2 separate regions of the Homo sapiens genome follow, and region 1 is linked to region 2. Evidence: chromatin contacts called from ENCODE Hi-C or POLR2A ChIA-PET data. All regions are on one chromosome and are shown on one strand. Each heading gives the region's core, a stretch centred on a gene start or an enhancer-like site at or near the end of the contact. The rest is flanking DNA. Distances are from core to core; before and after follow the strand shown. Region 1 holds the start of PRPSAP1 (phosphoribosyl pyrophosphate synthetase associated protein 1). Region 2 holds the start of SLC25A19 (solute carrier family 25 member 19).

Region 1 (6,480 bases), core at 1,789-4,288, 1.1 Mb before region 2:
AGCTGGGGCTATAGGCTGATTAACTTTTTATTGTTGTTATTGAGACAGAGACTCACTCTGTTGCCCAGGCTAGAGTGCAGTGGCACGATCTCGGCTCACTGCAACCTCTGCCTCCTGGATTCAAGTGATTCTTCTGCCTCAGCCTCCGGAGTAGAAGGGACTACAGGCATGTGCCACCACATCTGGCTAATTTTTTTTTTTTGAGATGGAGTCTCGCTCTGTTGCCAGGCTGGAGTGCAGTGGCTTGATCTTGGCTCACTGAAATCTCCACCTCCTGGGTTCAAGTGATTCTCCTGCCCCAGCCTCCCGAGTAGCTGGGACCACAGGCGCGCCACCACCCCCGGCTAATTTTTGTATTTTTAGTAGAGATGGGGTTTAAGCATGTTGACCAGGATGGTCTCAATCTCCTGACCTCGTGATCTGCCCACCTCGGCCACCCAAAGTGCTGGGATTGCAGGCGTGAGCCACCGTGCCCAACCTGTTTTTTTTTTTTTTTTTTTTTTTTGAGAGGAGGTCTCACTCTGTTGCCCAGGCTGGCACAATCTCGGCTCACTACAACCTCCGCCTCCCAGGTTCAAGCGATTCTCCTGCCTTAGCCTCCCAAGTAACTGGGATTACAGTTGCCTGCCACCACACCTGGCTAATTGTGTGTGTGTGTGTGTGTGTGTGTGTGTGTGTGTGTATGAGAGAGAGATGGAGTCTTGCTGTGTTGCCCAGGATGGAGTGCAGTGGCCTGATCTCAGCTCACTGCAACCTCCGCCTCCCGAGCTCAAGCGGTTCTCCTGCCTCAGCCTCTTGAGTAGGTGGGATTACAGGTGTGTGCCACCGCGCCACCACATCTGGCTGATTTTTTTTTTTTTTTTTTGAGACAGAGTCGCGCCCTCGCCCGGTCGTCCAGGCTGGAGTTCAGTGGCACAATGTCAGCTCACTGCAAGCTCCGCCTCCCGGGTTCACGCCATTCTCCTGCCTCAGCCTCCCGAGTAGCTGGGACTACAGGCGCCCGCCACTGCGCCCGGCTAATTTTTTGTATTTTTAGTAGAGATGGGGTTTCACCGTGTTAGCCAGGATGGTCTCGATCTCCTGACCTTGTGATCCGCCCGCCTCAGCCTCTCAAAGTGCTGGGATTACAGGCGTGAGCCACCGCGCCCGGCCACATCTGGCTAATTTTTTGTATTATTAGTAGAGACAGGGTTTCACCATGTTGGCCAGGCTGGTATCGAATTCCTGACCTCGTGATCCACCCACCATAGCCTCCCAAAGTGCTGGGATTACAGGCATGAGCCACCGTGCCCAGCCTAATTTTTGCATTTTTAGTAGAGACAGTGTTTTGCCACCTTGGCCAGGCTTGTCTCAAACTCCTGACCTCAGGTGATCCACCCACCTCAGCCTCCCAAAGTGCTGGGATTAAAGGAGTGAGCCACCACGCTCAGCCAACACCTGGCTAATTTTTGTATTTTTAGTACAGATTGGGTTTCGCCATGTTGCCCAGGCTGGTCTTGAACTCCTGACCTCAAACTATCATCCGCCTCGGCCTCCCAAAGTGCTGGGATTACAGGCATGAGCTACTGCACCTATCCCATTCCCCCTTTTTTTTAAGAAGGTAACAAGGTTTTTGTCAGGGTCTGTGAGCTGGACATGTGTGCAGTGGTTAAATAATTTGGCCTAGGCTGTGCACCCACTGTCCTTTTTTTTTTTTTTTTTTTTTCTAGAGAGCTATTGGAATAGGGGCCAGGCTGCTGCAGGCTCAGGGCAGCTCAACTTCCAAATCCTGTAGCTTCAGACTTGTGGTCCTTCACGACATGCTGAGTCACAATCTACTGCTCCCTCAAGCCCAATGTCACCACAAGCAGAGTCTCTAAAGGACATTCTCAGAAGATGGTACTGTCAATGTGAGAGGCACCTCTCCTCCCCTCGAGTTCTGGTGCAGCTGATAACTAGAGATCTCAAATGCTTCCCTGGGCTTTACTTTCTACTTCAACAAGTACTGATTGCGGGCCTCTGGAGCCCACACACTGCCCTATACACTGGGTAACACGGAGCACTCAGGAATACACGATCTTGGCGGGGCGTGATGGCTGAGGCCTGTAATGTCGGCATTTTGAATGACTGAGGTAGGAGGATGGCTTGAGCCCGGGAGGTAGAGGCTGCAGTGAGCCGTGATCGCGCCACTGCACTCCAGCCTGGGCGGCAGAGGGAGACCCTATTTCAAAAAATAAATAAATAATAATAAAATTAAAAAAAAAAAAAAGGAACTCACGATGTGGCCGTAAAATGGGTTACATCCTAGTTAGGAAAATAGATGTTTGCAAAGGTACATAAATATGCAAGCATCAAAACAATAACAACAACAACAAAAATTTAAAAAATGCAAGCATCTACGTGTGGCACAGTCCCGCGGGCCGGGCGGCTTACTGTGGTTGAGGTCACCAGAAAGACTGTGGAACAGACGCATCGCGAGTGGGTCTCGGAGGGGTGGCGCATATGGAAAGAGGAGAAGGAGGGCTTTTTTGATTGAAAGCGAATACCGGCAAGAGGGCCTTTGGCACGTTCAGGGAACCTTGCCTTACACGCAGACACAGGGTTGGGGATCTGTTCGGAAACGCCTGAAAGATCAGGCTCAGGAGAAGACCACTTTTTGGCCGCTTCAGTACTGCGGTCAACCAGCTGGAAAGAACCCCCGCCCTCTACTTTTCAAATTAATCTCCGGCCGGCGCACGCGCCTCGTGGGGCGGGCGCTGTGCTACCATAGACATGCAGAGCTAGATCGTATACCTCCTCGGAGGCGGACATGTTGGGTCCTGGCCAAAAAGTTGGAAACACCTGGGGCCACTACCGAGGTAGGCTGCTCCTCCCAAGAAAGTGAGACCGAAAGAGCTCCCGTGGAAGCGGTCAAAGCAGGGGCGGGGCGAACCTGTGACATGCCCCTCGGAAGAACAGGCTTTTAGAGAGTCGCCAGGCTCCCTGCCCTCATCCGAGATGGCGGCCTGAGGGCGCTCTAGCCGACGCTCTTCGGATGCCCGGAGGGGGCGGTGGCCTTGCCTCTGGCTCTGAGGCGGCGGCGCCGGGCGCTGCGAAGGCTCGGCCGCTGTAGTCAGTGGTGTGGGGTGCGCAAGGGCACGGACCTCGGAGCTCTCCCCGCTTGCGCCGAGTTTCTCAGCGCCTTCCCCACCCAAACCGGGGTCTCGCAGTCGGAAGCACTCAGAGTGCAGCCCCGCGCGGGGCCGGTCGTAACCGCGCCGCGGGCCGGACGATGCCCAAGAAGCTGCTGCTGTTGCCCCCGCCCTCCGCGTCCTCGGCTTTCCGCGTCCCGCGCGCCCGCCCCGTTCCCCCGCCGGCCATGAACGCCGCTCGCACCGGCTACCGAGTCTTCTCGGCCAACTCCACGGCCGCCTGCACGGAGCTGGCCAAGCGCATCACAGAGTAAGGGGGCGGTGGGAGGGCCGGGCCGGGGGCGGCGGCGCCTAGCTCTCCTTCGCGCCCGGAGGGACCCGCTCCCCTCCACCCGCCCCACCTCCTGCACCTGGGGCGGGAGGCGCGGGCCTTCCCAGCCGGACAAAGCTTGGAGGTGACGGATACCGCCCCCCGCTCCCCGGTTTTGCAGCTGGGAGGCTTGGGGCGGACTCTCGGTGACCTCAGCCCCCCGCCCCGTGACTGGGTCCGCGGCCTGCCTGCCTTTCGTCTCCGCAGTCCCACACCCCGGGGCGGGCCGAGCTTTCTGGAGCCCCGGAGTGCGTGTCTTGGGGAAAGGGGCTCAGGGCTTGGCTTCCTTTCCCACGGCTGGAGTTGACCTGGGAATCTGACCGCCGCCACTCTCAAGTCTCACTGCAGTGAGACCCGCGGGCGTGGTTGTGAGTTGGGGGATCCGACGCGGCAGGTGCGGTCGCAGAGCAAAGGTGTGGGGACTGGCAGTGCGAAGAAGGCAATTCCAGGGAGGCAGATGGGCCGGAGCTGGTGGTAGAAATGACAGGCCTGACCCTGCTTTGTAAATCAGCTTGGGATAAGATCAGTCATTTGTGTCTTTAACCCAACCAAGCCCCTGGTCTTAAGTCGCCTTTGGGGTCTGACAGCTCTGAGATGCCCTCCCAGCCTTGCCACTTACTAGCTCTGTGTCAGTGGGCAAGAGACTTGATTTCCCTGAACCTCATCTGTGAAATGGGCATGGTTGAGAATATTGTATGATCGGGATAATGTAGAAGTAGTATCTGGTTCTAGCAGAGTAGGGGCTCATAGTGGCCCTCTGAATAGTTGTTTACTAAGTGGCCTCTTTTCTTTTTCTTTTTCTTTTCTTTTTTTTTTTTTTTTTTTTTTTGAGACGGAGTCTCGCTCTGTCACCCAGGCTGGAGTGCAGTGGCGAGATCTCGGCTCACTGCAAGCTCCGCCTCCCGGGTTCACGCCATTGTCCTGCCCCAGCCTCCCAAGTAGCTGGGACTACAGGCACCCGCCACCACACCCGGCTCATTTTTTGTATTTTTAGTAGAGACTGGGTTTCACCGTGTTAGCCAGGATGGTTTCGATCTTCTGACCTCGTGATCCGCCCGCCTCGGCCTCCCAAAGTGCTGGGATTACAGGCTTCAGCCACCGCGCCCGGTGAAATGGCCTCTTTTCTAGTTGGCTCTTTTGGAGAATCCCAGAGCTCTGATATAAAGGAGGAGCCTTATATGCCCTTTCTACATACACTTGTTAGAAATCTAAGACATAAAATGAATAGCTCGTCTTTTAATATTTAAAGCCATTTTCACATTTTAAACAGTTTTCATAGAGTTACTTCGTTACTTTTTTAGGGTTGACAAATGATTGCAGGGATATATCTTAAACTTCTGGGGGGAAATGTAGAAGAAAGGGAAAACTTTAGTCATTTTTTTTTCAGCTCTGCTTGTTTTTTTTTTTAATAGTTGGAGTTTTGGAGAGTGGAAGAATGTTAAAAAAACAAATCAATCCTTTTGCAGTCTACTACCTAGTTTCTATTTCTAACCCCTGATTGTTTGTCTTTCTTTCTGAGGCCAACGAAAACACTGACTTTAAACGAAGCTTCTGTGTGTATCTAGTGGTTCAGATTTACCCTACCTGACCTTGAGGGAGAGCAGAGGGGAGCAGGGCACATTTTAAAAGTCAGTGAGGGTTTTTTTTGTTTGTTTGTTTTAGATTCTTTCCTGGCAAATTCCCGAAAGATTTTGAATTACTATAAATGATACATATTCATAAATACTTCCCTTACCTGTTTTACTTGTCGCTCAGTAAGATTTTGTTTTATCTTATCTGTTTTATTTATTTTGAGACAGTCTTGTGTCACCCAGGCTGGAGTGCAGTGGTGCCATCTCGGCTTACTGCAACCTCCACGTCCCAAGTTCAAGCGATTCTCCTGCCTCAGCCTCGAAAGTAGCTGGGATCACAGATGCCCGACACCACACCTGGCTAGTTTTTTGTTTTTTGTTTTTTGTTTTGAGACGGAGTCTCGCTGTCGCCCAGGCTGGAGTGCAGTGGCGCGATCTCGGCTCACTGCAGGCTACGCCCCCAGGGTTCACGCCATTCTCCTGCCTCAGCCTTCCGAGTAGCTGGGACTACAGGCCCCCGCCACCTCGCACAGCTAATTTTTTGTATTTTTAGTAGAGACGGGTTTCACTGTGTTAGCCAGGTTGGTCTCAATCTCCTGACCTCGTGATCCACTCGCCTCGGCCTCCCAAAGTGCTGGGATTACAGGCGTGAGCCACCGCGCCCGGCCACACCTGGCTAGTTTTTGTATTTTTAGTAGAGATGGGTTTCACCACGTTGGCCAGGCTGGTCTCAAACTCCTGACCTCAGACGATCTGGGATTATAGGCGTGAGCTACTGCGCCCGGCCCACCTGGAGTATTTTTAAAAATTGTTATATACATAACATAAAGTTTACCTTTTTAACCGTTTTTTGTTTGTTTGTTTGTTTTTGAGACGAAGTTTTGCTCTTGTTGCCCAGGCTGGAGTGCAATAGAGCCATCTTGGCTCACCCACAACCTCCGCCTCCCGAGTTCAAGTGATTCTCCTGCCTCAGCCTCCCAAGTAGCTGGGATTACAGGCTGCACCACCACACCCCGCTAATTTTGTGTTTTTAGTAGAGACGGGGTTTCTCCATGTTGGTCAGGCTGGTCTCAAACTCCCAACTTCAGGTGATCCACCTACCTTGGCCTCCCGAAGTGCCGCCTTTACAGGCATGAGCCACTGTGCCTGGCCTACCTTTTTAACCATTTTTAAGTGTACACTTCAGTGGCTTTAACTACATTCACAGTGTTGCACAACCATCACCACTATTCATTTCCAGAACTTTTCATCATCCCAAACAGAAACTCTGTACCCATTAAATACTAAGTCCCCATTCCCTGGTAGCCTCCATTCTACTTTGTCTCTATGAATTGCCTATTCTTGGGACTTCATACAAATAGAATCATAGCGTTTGTCTGTGTCTGGCTTATTTTCCTCAGCATACCTTGTCCAAGGCTCCCTCATGTCA
Region 2 (6,897 bases), core at 3,604-6,103:
TGTAAAACCTAAAACTATAAAATTTCTATTAGAAAACATAGGAGAAAATCTTTATAACCTTTGACTAGGCAAAGATTTCTTTGGTAAAGGCCAGGCATGGTGGCTTACACCTGTAATCCCAGGACTTTGGGAGGCCCAGGAGTTTAAGACCAGCCTGAGCAGCATAGGGAGATCCTATGCTGTCTCTACCAAAAATTAAGGCCAGGCACGGTGGCTCATGCCTGTAATCCTAGCACTTTGGGAGGCTGAAGCAGGCAAATCACTTGAGGTCAGGGGTTTCACAATGTTGGCCAGGCTGGTCTCAAACTCCTGACCTCAAGATGACCAACCCAGCTTGGCCTCCCAAAGTGCTGGTACAGGTGTGGGCCACCGCATCTGGCCAGGAACCAATTCTTTTTTGAGACACGATGGCTGCAAACATCACAAAATGACAGACAAGCAGGCATTATGGTGTTCCTCATGGAAATACACAACACCATGTAAGTAGTCTCATTTAAAAAAAAAAAAAAAAAAAAAAAAAACGTTGGCCGGGCGCCGTGGCTCATGCCTGTAATCCTAGCACTTTGGGAGGCTGAGGCAGGTGGATCACCTGAGGTCAGGAGTTCGAGACCAGCCTGACCAACATGGTGAAATCCCATCTCTACTAAAAATACAAAAATTAGCCGGGCATGGTGGAGGGCATCTGTAATCCCAGCTACTCAGGAGGCTGAGGCAAGAGAATTGCTTGAACCCAGGAGGCAGAGGTTGCAGTGAACCAAGATTGTGCCACTGCACTCCAGCCTGGGCAACAGAGCGAGACTGTCTTTACAAAAAAAAAAATCAGGCCAGGCACAGTGGCTCATGCCTGTAATCCCAGCACTTTGGAAGGGCAAAGTGGGCAGATCACTTGAGGTCAGGAGTTTGAGACAAGCCTGGCCAATGTGGTGAAACGTCATCTCCACTAAAAGTACAAAAATTAGCCAGGTTTGGTGGCATGTGCCTGTAGTACCAGCTACTCAGGAGGCTGAGGCAGGAGAGTCGCTTGAACCCTGGAGGCGGAGGTTGCAGTGAGCCAAGATCACACTACTGTATGACTGTACTCCAGCCTGGACAACACAGCAAGATTCTGTCTAAAAAAAAAAAAAAAAAAAGGCTGGGCGCAGTGGCTCACGTCTGTAATCCCAGCACTTCGGGAGGCCAAGGCGGGCAGATCATGAGGTCAGGAATTTGAGACCAGCCCAACCAACATGGTGAAACAACCCCGTCTCTACTAAAAATACGAAAATTAGCTGGGCGAGGTGGCACATGCCTGTAATCACGACTACTCAGGAGGCTGAAGCAGGAGAATCGCTTGAACTCAGGAGGCGGAGTTTGCAGCGAGCTGCGATTGCGCCACTGCACTCCAGCCTGGAGGACAGAGTGAGACTCTGTCTCAAAAAATAAAGAAATAAATTTTAAAAATCAGGCCAGGTTCAGTGGCTGACACCTGTAATCCTAGCACTTTGGGAGGCTGAAGCAGACAGATTGCCTGAGCTCAGGAGTTCAAGACTGCCATGGGCAACATGGCAAAACCCCGTCTCTACAAAAAATACAAAAAATTAGCTGGGTGTGGTGGCGCGTGCCTGTAGTCCCAGCTACTAGGGGCTGAGGCAGAAGGATAGCTTGACCCCAAGAGGTAGAGGCTGCAGTGAGCTGAGATCGTGTCACTGCACTCTAGCCTGGGAGACAAAGTGAGACCTTATCTAAAAAAAAAAAAAGTCAAACCCAGTCTAATCAAACCTTTTAGATCTAATTACCAATTAGCAGAGAACACAAGGGACATAGGGGCCAGGTGTGGTGGCTCACGCCTGTAATCCCAGCACTTCGGGAGGCCAAAGCAGGCAGATCAGCTGAGGTCAGGAGTTCGAGACCAGCCTGGCCAACATGGTGAAACCTCATCTCTACTAAAAATACAAAAATTAGCTGGACATGATGGCGGGTGCCTGTAATCCCAGCTACTTGGGAGGCTGAGGCTGGAGAATCCCTTGAACCCAGGAGGCACAGGTTGCAGTGAGCCGAGATTGCACCATTGCACCACAGCCTGGACAACTGAGTGAGACTTTGTCTCAAAAACAGCAACAACAACAACAAACAAACAAACAAAAAACACAAGGGACACAGGAAGATGTGGAAACAACTCCATGGGGATGCGATCAGCAAAATCCAGACTAGGGAAAATGCCACAGCATAAACCACTTAATTTCTTTCTTTTAAAAAATGTATTATTTAGTTTTTGTAGAGATGGAGTGTCGCTATGTTTCCCAGGCTGGAGCACAGTGGCTATTCACAGGCACTATTTTTGCACACTACAGCTTTGAACTTCTGGGCTCAAGGGATCCTCCTCCCTCAGTCTCCCTAATATTGGGAATACAGGTGTGCACCCCCAGCCTGGCTCTATCTAGTTTCTTAAAAAAAAACAAATATAATAAAATAGAGAAAGAAAGGAAAATGAAAGGAAATGAAAGAAAACAAATTTCAAGTAAAAAAAAAGTAAAGTGGAGAAAAACAATAGATTTTTAAAAGGACTTCCAGTTGCAATGTTCAGTTCAGATCTCAACTCTTTTTCTTTTCTTTGAGACGGAGTCTCACTCTGTTGCCCAGGCTGGAGTGCAGTGGCACGATCTCGGCTCACTGTAACCTCTCCCTCCCAGGTTCAAGTGATCCTCCTGCCTCAGCCTCCCAAGTAGCTGGAATTACAAGCGCCTACCACCATGCCTGGCTAATTTTTGTATTTTTAGTAGAGACGCGGTTTCACATGTTGGTCAGGCTGGTCTTGAACTCCTGACCTCAAGCAATCCACCCACCTCAGCCTCCCAGTGCTGGGATTACAGGTGTGAGCCACTGCACCCAACCAAGATCTCAATTCAGACAAACATTTTTGTTTGTTTTCTGAGCTCTGTCACTTAGAAAAGCAAACTTGTGGCTGGGTATGGTGGCTGACGCTTGTAATCCCAGCACTTTGGGAGGCCGAGGCGGGCAGATCACGAGGTCAGGAGATCGAGACCACGGTGAAACCCCATCTCTACTAAAAATACAAAAAATTAGCCGGGCGTGGTGGCGGGCGCCTGTAGTCCCAGCTACTTGGAGAGGCTGAGGCAGGAGAATGGCGTGAACCCGGGAGGCGGAGCTTGCAGTGAGCCAAGATCGCGCCACTGCACTCCAGCCTGGGGGACAGAGCTAGACTCCGTCTCAAAAAAAAAAGAAAGAAAAGCAAACAACTTGTTTTAAGAAGGACATTTCAGCCAGGCACGGTGGCTCACACCTGTAATCCCAGAACCTTGGGAGGCCGAGCTGGGTGGATCACTTGAGGTCAGGAGTTCAAAACTAGCCTGGCCAACATGGTGAAACCCCGTTTCTACTAAAACTACAAAAATTAGCTGGGTATGGTGGTGCAGGCCTGTAGTCCCAGCTACTCAGGAGGCTGAAGCAGGAGAATCACCTGAACCCGGGAGGTGGAGGTTGCACCGAGCCGAGATCGTGCCACTGCATTCCAGCCTGGGTGACAGAGTGAGACTCTTGTCTCAAAAAAAAAAAAAAAGTTTGAGACCAGACTGACCAACATGGCAAAACCCCATCTCTACTAAAGATACAAAAAATTAGCTGGGCATAGTGGTGCACGCGTGTAATCCCAGCTACTCGGGAGGCTGAGGCAGGAGAATCGTGTGAACCCCAGAGGCAAAGGTTGCAGTGAGCTGAAATAGCACCATTGCACTCCAGCCTGGGCGACAAGAGCAAAACTGTCTCAAAAAAAAAAAAAAAAAAAAAAAAAAAAAAAAAAAAAAAAAAAGAAGAACATTTCTTTCTTTCAGAAAAGTGTAAACACTAATTCATATTTGATATTAAAAGTTTTTTTGGGGGGTCGGAGTGACAGTTTTGTGTGTGTGTGAAGCATAATGTATACGTATTAAAAAGGGAATGCTTGTCCTTTAAAGACACATACTGAAATATTTACTGGTGAAAACACGTGATGGTATTTACTTCAGAATAACGCTGGGCAGCGCGTGCGAGGTAGGTGCAGAAATAGAGGAAACAAGATTGCCCCATGAGTCGCGTAACTGCTGAGGTCGGAGAGCGACTCTACGCGGCTTCATCGGGTTATTCCACTTCTGTGTATCTTGAAATTTTCTACAATAAAAATGTCTTAAAATTGTGCGTCAAAATGATAACACGAATATAAAAATGCAATTAAAAAGTCAGGAGGCAATACTGTCGCGCAAAACCGTGACGCTAGTTGTGTGCGGGCGGTAGGATGAGTCATTTCCTCCTTCCTTTCTATATTTTCTGTCTATATACTTTTAATATTACTTTTATAATGAGAAATACTAAAACTCGGGGTGAGAGGGGGGGACACTCGTGTTTTTGCCTTCCCCGTCCCCGAGGGGACTGTTCTCATCTATTCTCTTCCCGACGTCCTCCAGCTTTTTGCTAGGCTTCCTGCCATCTTTACCAAGTTGAGATTATCCGGGTTCTGGCATTAACAGAGTTTGAGGAAAGCGGGTCAAGTCTACCGCGCCCTAACCTTGGACCCCGCCTGCAGGCTGACTTTCGAGTCACACGCCAGAGCACGGCGACCCCTAAGGTCGCAGCCCGGCTTCGCAAGGCACCTCCTTCTAACGCGTCGGTCGAACTCGCGCGCCCGCGAGCAGCCGGACTACATCTCCCAGGAAGCTGTGCGCCGTCCAGCTGTCCTGCCCTTGGTCGCGAAGGACTACATTACCCGGTGATATCTTGCGGGAGGCGGTTGCCAGACCTCAAGCGCACAACCATTGGTCCAGCGTCTGGCGGGGAGCTGCACGGTGATTGGCCCAGGAGCCCGCCAGTTTCGTCCGAGCTCAGTAGAGTTTTGCTGTTAAGACTGCGCGAGGAGCTAGAGAGAGCGGAGAGCGCTGAGCCGGGCCGCACCCGCCGAGCCGTGTGAGTAACCTCTACCTCCGTCCTTCTCGCCGCCCTCTCGGGGACCAGCACCCTCGCTCCTCAGGGTGGTCGGGAGGGAGCACACGCACCCGGGCGCTCACGAGAGGGCGGGGACTGTGTACACACGTGTCACACCAGACCAGAGAAGCATCTCCAGGGACACCGGCGGCCGAGCCCCGCGCACGCCCTTGAGCACCTGAGCTCCAGGGCGTCCCCTCGGACTCAAGGAGAAAAAACACACCCCGAGGCACACGTGGACACCTAGGTACCCACACGGGGACCTCTGCAGATTTGCTCAGCTGAGCCCTTGGGCACATGGGCACCCGAACACCAGGAAGAGCCTGGTATGCTCCGGTCTCCTGACAGCGATCCAGGACACCTGCCACTCGGGCTTGCTCCTCCTTTCTGCCCAGATGGGCGGGAAACACGCTGCTCAGTGTGACCTGAGCGGTCCCTGGGTAACCCCTGGAGAGGTTTTGCCTCTCAGTCGCTTGCCGCGTGTTTAAACTTCCTCATGGGCGCCTGGGGAGGAGTTCCAGGGTGGGTGAGAGGAGAAAAGGAATTGATGTCTGGGGTGGAGGCTGCCATCCTGTAGGTAGTATCTCCCCTCCTCCCCCACCCCCACCCCCACTACTACAAGTATTCAAGAACTAGGGTAATTCTGAAGGCTAGTTTTAGGGATTTTTTTTTTTTTTTTTTGCCATAACAAATTCAAACAGTATAGAATTATCGACAGGTCTACCTTCCTTTTTCCCTTCTCAGCCCTTCTCCCTGTGATCAGTTACCAACTACCTGTTGATGTGTGTGGTTACAGACTTCTTTCTATGCTTTGTACAACTCTACAGACCGTATGTAGGTATTACTGTTTTTGTTTTTTGTTTTTACAAAAAAGGAAAAAAGTACATCTCCTGGAAGGGATGCTTTTTAGCTGAGCTCTGGTGGATGAGAGGAGCTAGCCTTGAAAAAGTGAGTAGGGGCTGAGAGTGGGGCTGTATTTCAGACGTAGGGAACTGGAGGAGTAGAGGCAAGGCAATTGATAGGAGTGCTCCCCGAGTTTTCCAGGAACTGGGCAGAAGCAGTCAGACCACTCTGGTTAAATGAGGGAAGGGGAAGAGTGGTCCAGAGTGAGGCTGAAGAGGTCAGTAGGTCTGAGTCAGGGGAGCCCAGGAGCGTCATTTTCTTTTTTGTTTTGTTTTGTTTTTTTGTTTTTGAGACGGAGTCTCACTCTGTAGCCCAGGCTGGAGTGCAATGGCGTGATTTCAGCTCACTGCAACCTCTGCCTCCCAGGCTCACGTGATTCTCCCTCCTCAGCCTCCCAAGTAACTGGGATTACAGGCGCCCACCACGACACCCAGATAATTTTTGTATTTTTATTAGAGACAGGGTTTCACCATGTTGGCCAGACTGGTCTTGAACTCCTGACCTCAGGCGATCCACCCGCCTCGGCCTCCCAAAGTGCTGGGATTACAGGCGTGAGCCACGGTGCCTGGCCAGGAGCATCATTTGCTAGCGTAGCATGGCCCCACTGTGCCGGGGTGGTCTGAGGTGTGTGCAGGAGGGGAAAGGGAAAGGTGAAGGGGCTCAGGGCCTCAGGGCTCTTCCTTTGGACAGTGGGGGATTGTTAAAGAATCCCAATCCCTGTTCTCCAGCCCTGCACGTCCTTCAGTCCCTCAGCGTTACACTTGAGTGGGCTCACTCAGTGAGCAGGAGTTTGCTATAAAGTTGCCAGATGTCTTGGAAAACCAGTTGATCTCTGGGACCAACAATTGCCTATCAAGCCTGTTCATTCGATTCTCAAATATTATTAAGCACTTACCATGATGGGCTCTATTCCAGGAACCGGAAATTTACGAGTGAACAAATGAGACCAAGGTCGTGTTTCCACGGGCTTACATTCTAGTCAGGGAGAGAGACAAGAAACAAATGTACTGTATAAATAACCCATGGCGTGCCGGGCGCTGTGGC

The links. Hi-C counts contacts between places; a loop is a spot of excess contacts on that map. ChIA-PET counts read pairs that join two places held with the same protein, here RNA polymerase II (POLR2A). Pooled maps may share reads with other maps.
Region 1: a loop to region 2 is called in a pooled map, with 15 times the contacts of the local background. The contact joins the promoter of PRPSAP1 here to the promoter of SLC25A19 in region 2. A Hi-C loop is called at or near these places in 1 of 37 single-sample maps with no recorded cell type and 6 of 50 pooled maps. POLR2A ChIA-PET finds 5 or more read pairs at or near these places in 3 of 52 experiments (BJ, HCT116 and activated B cell).

Annotation. Positions count from the first base shown.
Region 1 is chr17:76,350,474-76,356,953 of GRCh38, reverse strand. PRPSAP1 (phosphoribosyl pyrophosphate synthetase associated protein 1) reads left to right here and starts at 3,038. Exons shown (of 10, transcript NM_002766.3): 1 at 3,038-3,420. The coding sequence starts at 3,251. RefSeq lists enhancers at 2,692-2,961, 2,208-3,072, 3,922-3,981, 5,521-6,068 and a silencer at 3,242-3,561.
Region 2 is chr17:75,287,389-75,294,285 of GRCh38, reverse strand. It overlaps SLC25A19 (solute carrier family 25 member 19), which reads left to right and starts at 4,853. Exons shown (of 8, transcript NM_001126121.2): 1 at 4,853-4,932; 2 at 5,695-5,784. RefSeq lists enhancers at 4,345-4,394, 4,435-4,484, 4,575-4,774, 5,207-5,708.